Linked DNA regions of Mus musculus: all the other regions are linked to region 1. Evidence: chromatin loops called from intact Hi-C (ENCODE). Cell type or tissue: heart. All regions are shown on one strand.

Region 1 (5,000 bases):
GGAAATAAAATGAAGGCAATTCTGAGTTTCTGCACAAATGCTATTGTGGTGCGTTCGAATGAAAATGACTCATAAGGAATGGCGTGATTGGAAAGGATTAGGGTGAATGGCCTTGCTGGAGTAGGCGTGGCCTTGCTGGAGTGGGCATGGCCTTGCTGGAGTAGGTGTGTTGTCACTGGGGGTGAGCTTTGAAGTTTCAGAAGTTCACTGTCTTTTCCTGCTGCCTGCCCATCCAGATGCAGAACTCCCAGCTACCTCGCCAGCCAGCACCATGTCTGCCTGTGTGCTGACATGCCCCCCTGCCATGAAGATAACCATGACGGAACCTCTGAACTGTAAGCCAGCCCCAGTGAAATGTTTCCTTATAAAAGTTGCTGGGGTCATGGTGTCTCTTTACAGCAATAAAACCCAAACTAAGTCAGCTATTTTTCCACAGTTTTGTTTTGAGGCTGGGTCTCACTTGGTAGCCCTGGCTAGCCTGGAACTCACGATAGAGACCAGGCTGGTTTTGAGCTCACAAAGATCTGCCTGCTTCTGCGCGCTGAGTGCAGGCATTAAAAGCATTTGTCACCATGTCCTGCCCAGAGACAGATCTTACCTCCATGCATTCTTAGTCCCTGTTACACAATGACTGTGGAGTTAGCTCAGTCATTTGGATGTCTTCAACCCTTATACACCTTGGCTTAGAACTTCGAGGCTGCCATACCCTCTCCAGCGGTTTCTAATGGTTCATGTCAAGGATCACTCTGGAAACCAGCAGAAGTGTAAGACTTCATCCACTGCAATCAAATGCAAGTTCTGTACGGCCAATGACCTGGGCCTGAATGTCAATATTCTGTCTTAAAAAAAAAAAAAAAAAGCCACACACGCAGGGCTCAGGTGTTGGAGCCTAGTCCTGTGTGAGGCCATGTGTTTGATCCCCCAGACTACAACAGAGAAAACCACAGTCTATTTCCCAGGTTTCTTGTCTTTCTCATGGCTTCTGTCAGTCTCCATTAACAAGTCTTAAGAACGCACGCCTTTAATCCTAGCACTCAGGAGGCAGAGGCAGGAGAATTTCTGAGTTCGAGGTCAGCCTGGTCTACAAAGTGAGTTCCAGGACAGCCAGGGCTACACAGAGAAACCCTGTCTCAAAAGAAAAAGAAAAAGAAAAAAAAAAAACCTATTTGTTTTACCAGGCAGCAGTGGTGCGTGCCTTTAATCCCAGCACTTAGGAGGCAGAGGCAGGCAGATTTCTGAGTTCGAGGCCAGCCTGGTCTACAGAGTGAGTTCCAGGATACACAGAGAAACCCTGTCTTGAAAAACCGAAAAAAAAAAAAAAAAAAAAAAAAAAGAGGAGAAGAACAATTTGTTTTACTTTCTGATTATTTACTTTCAACTTTCAAGCTATTTTGGTGCCATCTCTCAGCATGGACTAGGAGGAAGGTTTTTGAGAAAGGGCTCCTTTGGGAGCTGTAAATATAGTTTTTAATCATTTTTACATGATTTAAAAAAAAATTTATACCCAGAGGCATATCCATATATGACTAAGCCTGAAAAAATGAAACATCTAATAATTGTATTTGGGGAAATAGGTCAATTCAAGGCTACAATTAAAAAGGTGTCATGGTGTAGCCATAGTTGTTCCTGAACGTCGACCATCAAAACTGTTGACAGATTACCCATTGCATGTTTTTTTGTTTGTTTGTTTGTTTTTTGTTTTTGGCTTTTTGAGACAGGGTTTCTCTGTGTAGCCCTGACTGTCCTGGAACTCACTTTGTAGACCAGGCTGGCCTCGAACTCAGAAATCTGCCTGCCTCTGCCTCCTGAGTGCTGGGATTAAAGGCGTGCGCGACCACTGCCCGGCACATGTGTTTTTTTTTTTTTAATAAAAAATTTGTACATATGTATTTGTGTGTTCACGGGTGTGCGTGTGTGTACATGTGTACACACACAGCGTTTGTGGAGGTCAGAGGACAGCTTTCAGAAGTTGGGTCTGTCCGCCATGGAGGCCTGGGAGATCAAATAGAGGTTATCAGGTTAGTTAAGGAGCTGATCGACCCGATTCCATGTGTGCTTAGCTTCATTGTAGAAATGTGTTTGGGGGGCAATATGCAGAGACTACATTGGAAACAGAATTCTGTTAACGAGATTGCTTCAGCCGTACTTCACCTGATTAGAGAAAAGCCATATGAATCTTTATGTTCTGAGCTACATGTAGCTACTTCCGCATGCCCAGGTTTTTGTTGGGACAACCAAGGGGCCATGAGTTGCTGCTGCCACCTGGTGGTCAAAATGGGTAACTAACATCTGCCCCCCAAACACGCTGGAGCATCCTACCTAGAGTTCGGCTGGGTTCTACTCTGGGTAGTGAACTCTTATTGAATTTCTAGGAAGGCCAGGGGGATGTGACAATCACTCTGGGGGACAGGTATGGATCCCTTCGACCTTTCTTTGTTTTACTGTTCGAAATTAAGTCTGTTTAATTCCACACAGTTGCGTTCTTGGAACCCGTAAGATCTTCTGAGCTTTCTCTCTCCATCCTTGGGCTCCTCCCCAGTTCAGCTTCTTCTTTCGGAGATTCCTTTCTTGAACCATCGGTGACACTAACCACGACTTTAAAGCACGAGTGTTATGTTGTCCAGCATTCCTTCAGATAAATTTAAAAAAAATTTTCTTTTGCGAACTTCTAAAGTCCTCAGAAGGCTCCAGATAGCGTTCTCCCCAAATCTCCTTCTTTGTCTTTGTACCTAGCTCTTTGTGTGTCTCCCACTCATTTTTTTTTTTAATGAGGCGCAGACATAGAGGAAAAAGGACCGACCCGTCTCCTCCATTTTCAATTTTCTAGAAATAATAAATGTTGCTTCTTACTACTTTTATCATAAATATTCAAATCACTTCAACTCACTGTGGATTGAATCAGCCTTCTTAGGGGTGTTTGCAAATATAATCATTACTAATAAAACTGTTTTTAGGAAGAATTTATTTTGAATTTGAACAAATAGCTTAAAAGCTTTGGAACTGTGGGCTACTTCACCATGGCCATTTTCTGCAGCTGAAAAGCAGATAAATCGAAGGCTGTTTTGTTTCTAATCAAAAAGTATTTGCTACTCCACAGAGTAATTTATCATGCACTTTAAATAACATGATTTTTTTTCTTCAATGCGCTTAAAATGGGATGCGAGTGCAGAACATTGCCAGGCAATGGTGGTTATAAAACTCCAAAGAGGCCACAAGCACAACCACAGAAACCAAGAGGGACTTCACAGATTCAGAATTCCGTTTGCAGGGCTGGAGAGATGGCTCAATGGTTAAGAGCACTGACTGCTCTTCCAGAGGACATAGGTTCAATTCCCAGCACCCACATGGAGGCTCACAGCCTTCTGTACCTCCAGTTCTAGGGGATCCAACACCCCTTCCCAGCTTCCCTGGGTACCAGGCATTCTCGTGCAATAAACATGTAAGCAAAACACTTATACACATAAAATTAAAATGTAAATAAGTAGAAGAGGAAACCGGAGTTCTGTTTGCTTCAAGGGCAAAATGTTTTTACTTGCAAGCAAAATGAACAACCGTCAGGACTAATCATGCCGTGGATCGTGTTACCTTCCCAGAAATCTCCAGAGTTTTTGGCGGGTGGCTCAGACAAAGGGTGTGTGCAATTGTGCAATTATGATTTTGATATAGACATGCCAGCGTCAACTTGTCTTCTATAGAAACTACGGTGGGTGTCTTGGTTAGTGTTTTACTGCTGTGAACAGACACCATGACCAAGGCAGCACTTATAAAGGACACTATTTAACTGGGGCTGGCTTACAGGTTCAGAGGTTCAGCCCATTATCATCAAGGCAGGAAGGAGCATGGCAGCATCCAGGCAGGCATGGTGCAAGAGGAGCTGAGAGTTCTACATCTTCATCTGAAGGCTGCTAGTGGAATACTGGCTTCCAAGCAGCTAGGATGTAGGTCTTAAAGCCCATACACACAGTGACACACCTACTCCAACAGGGCCACACCTTCTAATAGTGCCACGCCCTGGGCCAAGCATATACAAACCAGCACTCACTGTGGTCATTTTCCTTTCTTCCTTTCTCCCTCCTTCTTTCCTCCTTTTTTTTTTTTTTTTTTTTTTTTTTTTCCTTTAGGGCAGAGTCTCTCTACATAGTTCAATTGTCCTGGAATTCTTTCTAGACCAGGCTGGCCTGGAACTCACAGAGATCCACCTGCCTCTGCCTCCCCAGTGCTGGAACTAAGTGTGTGTACCATCGGTACACCATTGGTAATTGGTATACCAATTACCAATCACATTTCTACACTTTAGCTTTTAACAGCCAAAGATACCATCACCAAGAAAATCACTTCTCCCTGGAGAAGAAAACTATACTCACTCGGAAAGACCAAGTTACAAACAAAACAAAACAAAACAAAACAAACCAACAACAGCAACAACAAAAAGTAAAGAAGAGTGTTTGAATTAAATGTGAAGAGGACCGTCCATAATGATGGTAATGATGATGATAGTGGTGGTGATGGTGATGATGGTAAGGAGGACATACATTATGATGGCTTTAAAATATATTCTTACATCCTGGCCATATCTGGGAATGGGGTCAGGATGTTTACTGACTTTCTGTTGTAGGTCACAGACACATCGTGACCATTTAAGGGTAGCTCCTAAATGAATGAAAGTAAACCTACAACTTTAAAGTAAGTGGAAAATAGAAGGGAGGGATGCCACCCCCCCAGACGCCATCCCCCCACGTCCCCACTGCCTCGATGATTTAGCAGGAGAACTGGAAGGAGAATTAGGAGCAAAGAAACCCACAGGCGTCTAACAAACGCACTATACTCAAAGTGAACCCAGTGTCTTAGTCGTTCAAACAAGCACAAGCGAAGGACCTCGGGGTGAAAGCACGTGCCACAACTGCCTGAACTTGGACCCCCAGCACCTGAGTAAAAAGCTGCATGCAGGAGATGGAAAGGACCTGGAACTTTGCAAGCAAGCTAGGCTGGTATAGCAGTAA
Region 2 (5,000 bases), 150 kb before region 1:
CGTGCTTTGCCGGCATTTATAGAAATACACCATGTGCATGCAGTACCCATGGTGGCAGTGGGTGGATAGTCGGGAGTTACTGGCGGTTGTGGCCACCATGTGGATTCTGGGAACTGAATTCCAGTTCTCTGCGAGAGCATCGACTGCTCTTAACCACTGAGGCAGCAGCTCTCCAGGCCCACCACTATTAGATACCAATAGAAGGCATGTTTATGTAAGCAAGTGTGCGCATGCGTGTGTATGATGCACTCGTGGAGGTCAGAGGAGAACTCCTGCCATCATGTGGGCCCTGGGGATGAAATTCAGACTGTCCGTCAGTCTGGGGTGCAGCTGCCTTAACCCCCTGACCATCTCACGGGTCTTTGCCCTACATTACTTTAAGGCAAGGGATATAGAATTCCCACTCTCCCAGCTTCTCTGCTTGGGCTTTCATCAGCCACTCCAACACTGGAAAGTGAGCGTGGCTCCCACCAAGCACTGGTGCTACTCTTTCTTCAACTACTGCAGCTATGAAAGAGTTTGCTCTCTACACTGACTGCTCCATCCGCGTTACTCTTCTATCAGAAACGAAAGAGAAAACATCTTTGACTTAGAGGAATTCTCACCAGCTAGCAATATCACTAAAAAACAAAACAACTTTTCTTTTCTTTTTTTTTTCTTGGTGCTACTGAATCTTTAGCAGCAGCTACCACTTAGAGCTTTTATCTCTAAACTCATATTCATACACCAGCATCCTGCAGGGTGCAAGGAGCACGCATTTAAAGCCCGCTCTATACTGTAATAAGCTGCAAGCCCGAGGAGTGACTTTCATCCTCCAGTGAGTGAGCCTAGGGGCCAGTGGCGTGCGTCCCGGCCCCCCTCTGAGTCGTGACTTTACATCCGTTAAGATGTTTAAGTTTTAAGGTTTCAGATTGCAGGATTGACTGCTGCATTCTCTCTCGTTTCTGCGGTGGGGATGCTTTTTCCTTGATGATGAAGTGCCTTCCCTTTGCCACCCCCTTGTGTGAGGGCTGAGGTGGCGGCATGATTTATTGATTCCCCGCAGGAATAACGGAGGCAGACTGAAAACTGACTCTGACAATGACAGAGACTGACTGTGGGAAGACTTCATGGTTATGCCACCTTGGTTTCTGTCATTCAGCAGGGATTGGTGCAGAGAAGCAAACAGGGACTCAGCTTCATGGCATAGGTCCTCAGAAAAAGGGTCCTTCCAAGCGCACCCTCCCTTTAAGAGGTGGGACGCTGCTCCTCGAATAGGCCATGCACTGGTGCTCTGATGTTAGCCTGGATGCTTGGACAGCATGCCTTCTGCTGTTTTCAGACAGGGAATGGGAAGCAAACCTCAAACAAAGCCCTCATGTGCACTTCTTCAAGTCTTGGGGTACAAGATGGAACCCAGGGCGACAGGTGTTGCAGGCAAGCACTCTGCCACTCAACTGGGGACTCAGGATCACTGTGAGGGACCTTGGGCTGAAGTTCTCGGGACTCTCCCCAAGTCTCAGCATCTCCCCTCAGGTACTGGGTTCTCCATGGTGACAGGATATTGAGAAATGTTGACTAGAGAATATTCCAAATATAAAAAGTGCAAAAATCAGTTGAAGATACTCAGAGAGTGTCAGGGCCTGAAAGGCAAAAAAGGCAAGAAGGACGGCATATCCACAGAGCGCTGGGCTTTTTCTTTTGTGCCCAACCTGCAGCGCTGTATGGGCAGTGCCGTGCACCTGTGTGCATGATTTCCACGCACTGAGTGTGTGTGTGTGCCAGGCAGGCTCCCTTGGCGTTAACCCCTTGAATTCTGTGAGGGTGACTGCAGAGGAGGAACGGGTCTTGAAGACAGGGGAGCATGCTCGCCAAAACAGCCCTGAGTATAGTGAAGAGTGTAGGCACAGGCACAGTGAGGCGTCCACTGCACGTCTTACACAGGCCCCCGGGAGGCCCCACAGTGGTTCTCTGATGTGAGAGCCGCTATGGACACCTCTCCCATGTGTTTACATGCAAGTGTGTGTGTGTGTGTGTGGTCTTTTACTTTATATAGGCATTTAAACTGTAGTGTTGGCACCTCTCTGAAAGAGGGCATGCAAATTATAAAAAGGTTTCCTCCATCCCAGGACACTAATGAGAACACAGAACTCCAGCAGTCAGTGTCAGAAAGCCCTACGCCAAGCTGTATGCATCTTTAAAGATGACAACCGGCCAATCAATTAATACATAGGATTCCAACACTTGTGCATACAAAGGAAAAAAAAATCTTCTTAAACCAGCAAGGACCAGGTTCTACAGAGGCCAAAGCACACTGACTGCACAGGACTGCCTGCAGGAGCAGAGAGTTCGCTTGCCTCAAGACCAACAGAGCGGACCATCAACAGAACACAGCATACAGTGAGGAAGGCCCTGCTCTGCCCATCTCCTCCAGAGCTGCAGTGGTGAGAGCCGCCAGCAGGTGGCAGAGCAACGCTGGACACTGAGTTGCAGCTGCTAAGGAACTTGGGCAGAAGAGGAGGCTGGCACACACCAAAACCTGTGTTTATATAGAATTCCCCGAGCAAGCTACACACTGAACCTTCGTGTTAATTAGCAAATATGCTAAATGACTTTGTTTTCATCTGTTTCGGGTCGATTTGAAAGAGAACGCCCTCGCCTCTTTGCTGTTTCTGAACCAGGATCCAGGTGGAAGGGTGGCCTGCTGACAAAACCCATCGTAGGCATCTCCCTCCCACAGAGCAGCCCTGGACCACAGAGCAGCGGAGTCTAGTAAAGAGGAAGGCAGTATGTTTTGAGTATGTACACGGATGTGTCTGTATGCACAGTCTGTAAACATGTGTGCTTGTATGTCTAGGTTGGCAGTTGACACCGGGTGTCTTCAGTAACTCTCCACCTTACTTTTGGGGAGTCTCATCGAGTGTGTGGGAGCTCTGCAGATCTGTCTGGCTTGGCCAGGAAGGCCTGGGGTGCCCCCACAACACACACACCTCTGCCTCCCTACCTGGGAAGACAGGAGTGAGTTGTTGCAGTTGCTTTTCTGTTGCTGATGAGGATCTGAACTGATCTTCATAGTTCATAGACTGCACCACCTCCTCGTGGTAGACAGGATGCCTAGCATGTGCAAGGCCCTGGGTTTGACACCCCAGTACCACTGAGCTAAATATATCCCCCTATCTGGAAAAGCAATTTATATTTGACAAAGGAAAAAAAGTCCAAGTATAGAATAAATACTCCTTAAAGGACACCGGGGAGAAAGAGGACCGTATACTTTCTTTATATGAAGAAGAGCAGTGCAATCCTTCCTAAAATGGCTTGGGGGTGGTGGCAAAGCGAGGGTCTGCACTTACCTGTTGCGCCCTCACACAGCAGCTCCCCAGGGCAATCGCTCAGGCCTTTATCCTCAAGGAGAGGTTGGGATGCTCCTCCCGAGTCTGAATCCAGCAAGGCCTGGTTTTCACCAAGGCCAACGTCAGCAAAGCGGCGACTCAGCTCGCAGTCCTCAAAGTCGGTAGGGAACTGGTGTGGAGAGGTGTCATGGGAGGACCCTGGAAATACGCTGTCCAGGACAAGAGGAGAGCCGGGAGGCGACAAGGAGGAGAGAGAGGACCTGGAGGACAGGGATGCCACTGACTTGGAGGCCTCCGTCAGTGGGGTTGTGTGGCTGCTGGCTGTCACTCCCACCCCACAGAGCCCACTCTGGCCGGGCTGGCTGGGGGACTTGACCACCTCATTTTCGTGGATGGTGGTGATGGGTCCGGAAGGAATGTAGCCACCCTTCTCTTGAAGAAGGAAGTCCAGTTTATACTGATAGTCTGTGTCCATCTGGTCGCCCTGGCTGCTGTAATAGAGTTCACTGGAACTGAGGGAGTTGAGTGACCCCCTGCTGGAGGTGTTCAGAGAGCCCCGACTGGAGGCCAGGGACCCTAGACTGCTCCCAGATGACATGGACAGTGTGCTGGAGGAGAGGCTGGAAACAGGAGAACAACACACTGTAAACTCTGCGTTCCACAACAAACACAGCTACAGGCCCCGGTGGCTCCCACAGCCCAGGCAGAGGACGTCTCTACTGGAACACAGACTTCCCTACCCACTCACTACTGTCACCAACCTGGCTCTCCACATACACCTCATCAATCACAGCTACCAGGAGTGGTGGCGCACGCCTTTAATCCTAGAACTTCAGAGGCAGACAGATATCTGAGTTCAAGGATAGCCTAGTCCACATAGCCAGCTCTAGGATAGCTACACAGAGAGTCTCTGTCTCAAAAATACATACATACATTAACTAGTCTTTTAAAAATTTAATGATCCAAGCGGGTAAAGCGGTGTACACCTTTAATCCCAACACTCAGGATTCAGAACCAGGTGGACCTCTGAGGTCAAGTTCAGCCTGGTCTACATATCCAGTTCAGGCCGAGCCAAGGCTTCACAGTAAGATTATCGTTCCCACTACCAATGATGCACCTTTTGCAAAATTTAAATTTAAAAAAAAAATCAAATGCCTTGCAGAGTCATCCACAGCCACTTCATACTTCATACAGGGCAGCTTCTGTCGCTAAGGAGAAAGGCTTCCTATGAAGGCCACCGAGCCCCAGCTCACCAGGAATGCCAGGGTGACATGCTAAGCCGTGCCAGAAAGTCACATCAGCGATTTCACAGGGACCTTCCAGCTCGTCGGTAACAGGTGGGATAACGGCTGTGATAAGGTATTTTCTCAAGTCTTGAGTGACAGATAAAGTCAACCCTCTTTCTGTGGGGTATTTCAAAATGCATCCTAAATATAAACAAGGATTTTGGAGGGGAAAATGTACTTCTGCATTTGGTACTTCAGACATTAATTGAGTGAGGGTAACTGACTTGTTCACTTTTAAGCAGCTAAAAACCAACTAAAGAGGACCAGGCCGTGCCTGGACGCTGTGGGAAACAGTTCCCTTGAAGAACATAGCTAGCTTACCTTTGAAGTTGCGAGTACAAGGAAGTAGTTAACTTAGTAGTTTCTTCAAGTTTCTGTAGCAGCT
Region 3 (5,000 bases), 85 kb before region 1:
GAGGCGCCAGCGCCAGCATCCTCTCTCCTTCCAATGCCCATCTTCTGCCCGGTTCTCCTTTTCAGCGTGTTTGTCCTTTAAGATTTCATCTTTAAAATTAACTTAAGTGCCTTCCTCGTCTCTGGGATGACACCAATTAGAGACATTTTATAAGCTTGGAAAATCTTTTTCCCATTCAAATATTTTCACTGTGTTTGCATTTCTCGGTTTGTTCAGTCCACAGACGTTCTACTGGTTTTTCATCTTTGTATGCCAGGCACCTAGCAAGATGTGAGGTGCTTGACAGACAGACCTGAAGGGAAAACAACAAGTGGACACGTGATTTCCAGCCAGCTGTTTCCACCTGACAGTGCTACAGGACCACCTACGACCACAGCAAACCTAACTCACACAGACTGCAACCCGTGATGCCCCCTCCAAAGTTCCATCCCTCACCTCCATCTGTCCCCACACACAATCTGATCTTAGAAAACGGCAGCAGCAGCAGGAACTCAGACACTCAGGCCGGGATGCTTCCTCCTCCAACAGCCAGTTACTGAGTCCATCAAAGCCCTATAGGCTGACTCTCTGGAATCAAAGCCACTGGCGTGTCTGCTCCGGAACTGCGACCAAGGTTTAGTCCCTCTGTGCTCCCTTCTCCACACAGCAGCTGTGGTCTCTTGAACACAGTTTTTTAGATCTTGTTCTGCAAAATGTCAACAGGAACCAGGGACGGTGTCCCACGCCTTGACTCCCAGCACTCGGGAGGCAGAAGCAGGCAGAGCTCCGGGAGTTTGAGGCTAGCATGGTTTACAGAGTGAGTTCCAGAACAGCCAGGACTACATAGTCAACAAAACAAACAAACAAACAAACAAACAAACAAACCAAAATACTGCAATGTTACCAGGAAATTACAAGACTGCACCTTCTTTGTTAAACACTGCATCATTGTAGCAGATACTCAGTTCCCACGCTCTTCTCTTCAGAAGTACCTTCTACAACAAGTAGCTGTCTCTCTAGACCTTCCCTGGAGCCTGTGTTGTACATCAGCAACACACTGGGGTTGACCTTTCACTTGTCATATTACTTCCTTCACCGTGAGATCACAGACTGGACTTTGCAGTACAGCCTGGTGCTGATGGGAATTTTAATCATCCTCAAACAACGCCGTATCAAGTAGCCTTGGATAAGCTCTAGGTTAGATACGGACTGGTATGTTGTCCGATGTAGGTTTATAAAGGTGAACTCAGAAGGGTGGCACCTGTCACACAGCTACACACACGCATAAACTGTGTGGGTGAGTGATGGGAACAAGGTGCTGGACCGGAGAAAGTTTTGGGTTGCCATGGCCGTGAAGCTTTTCAGGAAGGAGTGCTGAGATATATCAGATATCTAGCTAGTTAGTGAAGCATGATCATTCACTGACAGGACGTCACCTAACTGGTCCCCATGGAACTGCAGTCAGTGCTCTTCCTGCATCCCGCAGATACCTCTCATTTCATATAGGCACCCAGCACTGAAGGCCACGAAGGCATCACAGCAGATTCCCAGACAATTAAGTCCAGTCTGACTCTTCCAAAGGAAGCTTTGAGAAGGTAAACGAGTCCGGCAGCTTCTACACACCTGCAGCTGCTCACGCTGGAGGGAAAGCACAGCCAGAAGCAGGCGTGCTGTGTGTGCAGGCTTGCTGTGTGTGCAGGCATACTGCCTGTACAGGCGTACTGTGTGTGCAGGCGTATTGTGCCAGGGTGTGGGCACGTAGGGAAGGGACATCTGCATCCATAAACATTGCTGGGTTTCTTAGGAACACTGGCTAAAGGCTTTTTAATTTAGATATAATTCAATTACAGCCAGATTCTACAGAATGTCTACACAGATATTTTATATAAGATGAGGGAACTTTCTTATTTACTTTCCCTAAATCCTGATGAATGCCAGAAAAAAAGGGCAAAAAAAAAAAAATTCAGACTTTTATTTAAATTTCTGATTGAAATATTTTTAAAATCTGCATTTAAGTTATCGACATTAGAATCCAATTTGATGTCTTTGTAGTATATGTAATATTTGGCCAAGGCAGACTGGAGGTTCCGCAACACGTTTTAGTGACAGACTGGCCATGTGATGGTTTGCATGAGTGCTTCTGGACTTGCATCTTCAGTTGACTTGCTATATAAGCAAGGGGTCACTAGAGTTTACCAGCTGTTTATTTCCTTAGCAGTGTGGACCAATGCGAGTGTGCTGTCTGTCACAGACCCCTCCGTGCTTGACTCGCTGATGCCATTTTCCCTCTGCACAGTCCCTTCTCCCGCAGGGTTGGGAAGACAAACAAAAGGTGGCGCTCCTCCTTCAGCACTCAGTGTGTCTGACTCTGTGGACCACATCTGTACTGATGACGCCCATCCGTCACACAGAGTCACTCCCACAATACCACTAGCCTTTGCTATTGTACTACAGCACCGAGCGCTGGCCCTGAGAACAACATGCACACAGATGGAAAGAATCACGGGTTTTTCTAAAGCTCCTAGATTGGAATTTCAAGACTCAAATATCAGAAAAGTGAGCAATGCTGCTAAGCAGCCTAAGGAATGGCATTGACATGCTACAAATCCATTCCATACTGCACGCGTGCTTTGCTAGGTAAACATATGGCTGGATTTCTCCACTGTGGTGTTTCCTCCTCCTCGCTAGCCTGTGTTTTCTTCTGGCATAGCACCAGATCCGCCAAGCACTAAAAGTTAGACATATGGAATGTGAGGAATGTCTGATAACTTCAGAGATCAGCCCTTAGTCATAAACAAAAATGCATGCCCTTTGAGCTTAGCCTCAGACTCCATTTGAGGCAAACAAAAGCCATGAGGCTGAGTGCAGGCACAGGGGACAAGGTGACACGCAAGGTGACATGGGCTGGGCTGGGCCAGGCGAGCTCTAGATAGAGCTGCTCACAGAAACACCGTCCCTTTATTCTAAAAGCTGATGAGCCACGCAGACCAGAGCCTCGCTGAGGCTTAGAGCAGTAAGTAGCACAGGAGTTAGGAAAGACCACTATCATCAGTGAACAATAAAAGATGTTCTGTCCCTGCCGGCTTTCACCAACCCCTCCTTATCAGGGACATATCTTTAGTAATTTAGCCGATTCTATAGGAACAAGTATGTTCAAAATTAGATAGAACCAAAACTCAAAACAACATAAAATAAATGACTTAAGGATTTGCTCTATTCCGATGAATTAGGAATGTCAAACTGAGTATTTATCTCAACTGAATTATTTTCCCTTGAGACAGGGTTTCTCTGTATAGTAGCTTTGGAACAGCTGTTCTAGAACTCACTCTATAGACCAGTTCGAAGCTCCTCGAACTCACAGAGATCTGCCTGGCTCTGCCTCCCAAGTGCTGGAACTAAAGGTATTCGCCACTACACCTGGCTCAATTGAACTATGAAGGGAAATAAACTTCTGAAAGGAAACAAACATGGTGGCTCACAACTGTCACTAACTCTAGTCCCAGGGGACCAGGTGACCTCTTCTAGCCTGAGGGCACTGCATACACAAGGTACACTGATGTAAAGTTAGGCAAACAATCACACACAAAAAATAAAAATAAACAAAAACTTAAAAAAAAACCATAAATGCAAAGGAATAAAGGAGGGGTCATAGACAAGAGCACCTTAATTAGGGGTAACAGAGAAATGGTAGAGAGGTGACTTAGCAAACCAGAAAAATGGGGAAACCAAGTCACCAAAGAAAAAGCCCAGAAGCAGATCAAATCGCACTGCAAGAGCCTGAAATGGGCTTCCAGCTTCCAAGACTTCACTGTAGCCTGCGCCTGGGAAGCCAGTTAGGAAACAGCGCACCAGAGCTGGCAGGGAGGGAAGAATCAATTCTCTGCAGAGGCTCAACCAGAGGCGCTGGAGACTTGCAGGCCAGCATCTGGTGCAGCTTACAGAAAAGGTGCCTTGTCAGAAACAAAAAAAATGGAGGCAATGTGAACTCACTGAGAGCAAGCTTCCCCAGTTCCCTTGCAGGTCGTTTCGGAGAAGCCCAGGCACTGGGCTGACATTTGTCGGGCTGGGGACGGATTGAGTTGTACCATGGAATGCTAACTAAGGGCCAAGAGGAAAGGCGGGCTGCTGAGGGTGCCCCAGTGATACACAGGCTGTGCCTGAGTACTGCTGCACACTCCCTAGTGCACAGCTTGCACACAGTCCTTTGTGTCTCCTCCTTTAATATCACTAAAAGCTGTGTGTGTCATGAAGGCCAGGCCCTGCTGCAGCAAAACCCTCCACATCTCATATCCTCCTCCCTCAAGCCAAGCCCAGCATTGTCGAAGCTGCCTCTCCAGACAGTGAGCCTCCGCGTGGCTCAGCATCCCTGACTGCACCTTAGATGTCCACACCTCCAACCGGAACAAGCATCAGAAACGGGAGGGACGGGGACACGCATACCATTTCTGCTCTTAATCACTAGCCAAAGTAAATTACTGGGAAGAAAGGTCATTAGTCCCTGGATCTGACTAGAAAAAAAGAGCAGAATGGCTGAGATTAGCTACCCCATTTTCAGACTACACAATTATATACGAAGCCCCCAAAGCCCCCACCAAAAGGCGCTTGGAACTAATACACAAATTTAGCAAAGCAGCCATATTAAAAATATGTAGTTTTTATTCAGGCCATGATGGACTTCCTGAGAATGGAATTAAGAACATTTCATCACAGCCTCAACAACTACCACCATCTAGGAATAAGTCTAACCAACAAGCTGAAAGACACCACCAATAACAAATTACCAGATACAAAACCCTGACGAAAGGAAGTGAGGGAACTAGAAAATGGAAAGGCGTGTCATGCTCATGGATTGGCAGAATTGATAGATACTGTGAAATGGAAATGTTACTGAAAGTAATCTATAGATTCAATGCAATCCCCATCAAAATACCAATGACATTCCTCACAGAAATAGGAAAACAATCACCCTAAAATTCATATAAAAACACGAAAGACTCAAGTCCAAGCAATCCTGCTGAAAA

Evidence for each region. Peaks named below come from ENCODE experiments on the same cell type or tissue, not always from the same donor. Only the 100,000 strongest peaks of a DNase experiment are listed, where the experiment ranks them.
Region 2: a loop joins it to region 1, with 5 times the contacts of the local background. A loop is called at or near these places in 37 of 42 quality-filtered maps.
Region 3: it touches region 1 in a loop (4-fold over the local background); 6 of 42 quality-filtered maps call a loop at or near these places.

What each region holds. Positions count from the first base shown.
Region 1 is chr8:48,014,452-48,019,451 of GRCm38, forward strand. No RefSeq gene overlaps it. Among named protein-coding and RNA genes, the nearest start is that of Gm32052, 7.4 kb to the left of the region's middle. In heart, no CTCF peak of the experiment used is centred here; a DNase peak (open chromatin) is centred at 2,280.
Region 2 is chr8:47,864,843-47,869,842 of GRCm38, forward strand. Wwc2 (WW, C2 and coiled-coil domain containing 2) reads right to left here. Exons shown (of 23, transcript NM_133791.5): 10 at 4,937-5,000; 11 at 3,330-3,949. Among named protein-coding and RNA genes, the nearest start is that of Cldn22, 43 kb to the left of the region's middle. In heart, a CTCF peak has its summit at 2,436 (motif pointing right); a DNase peak (open chromatin) is centred at 2,429.
Region 3 is chr8:47,929,864-47,934,863 of GRCm38, forward strand. The region is part of intron 1 of Wwc2 (WW, C2 and coiled-coil domain containing 2); the gene reads right to left. Among named protein-coding and RNA genes, the nearest start is that of Gm39173, 17 kb to the right of the region's middle. In heart, a CTCF peak has its summit at 2,307; a DNase peak (open chromatin) is centred at 2,348; H3K4me3 peaks cover 867 bases; H3K27ac peaks cover 3,800 bases.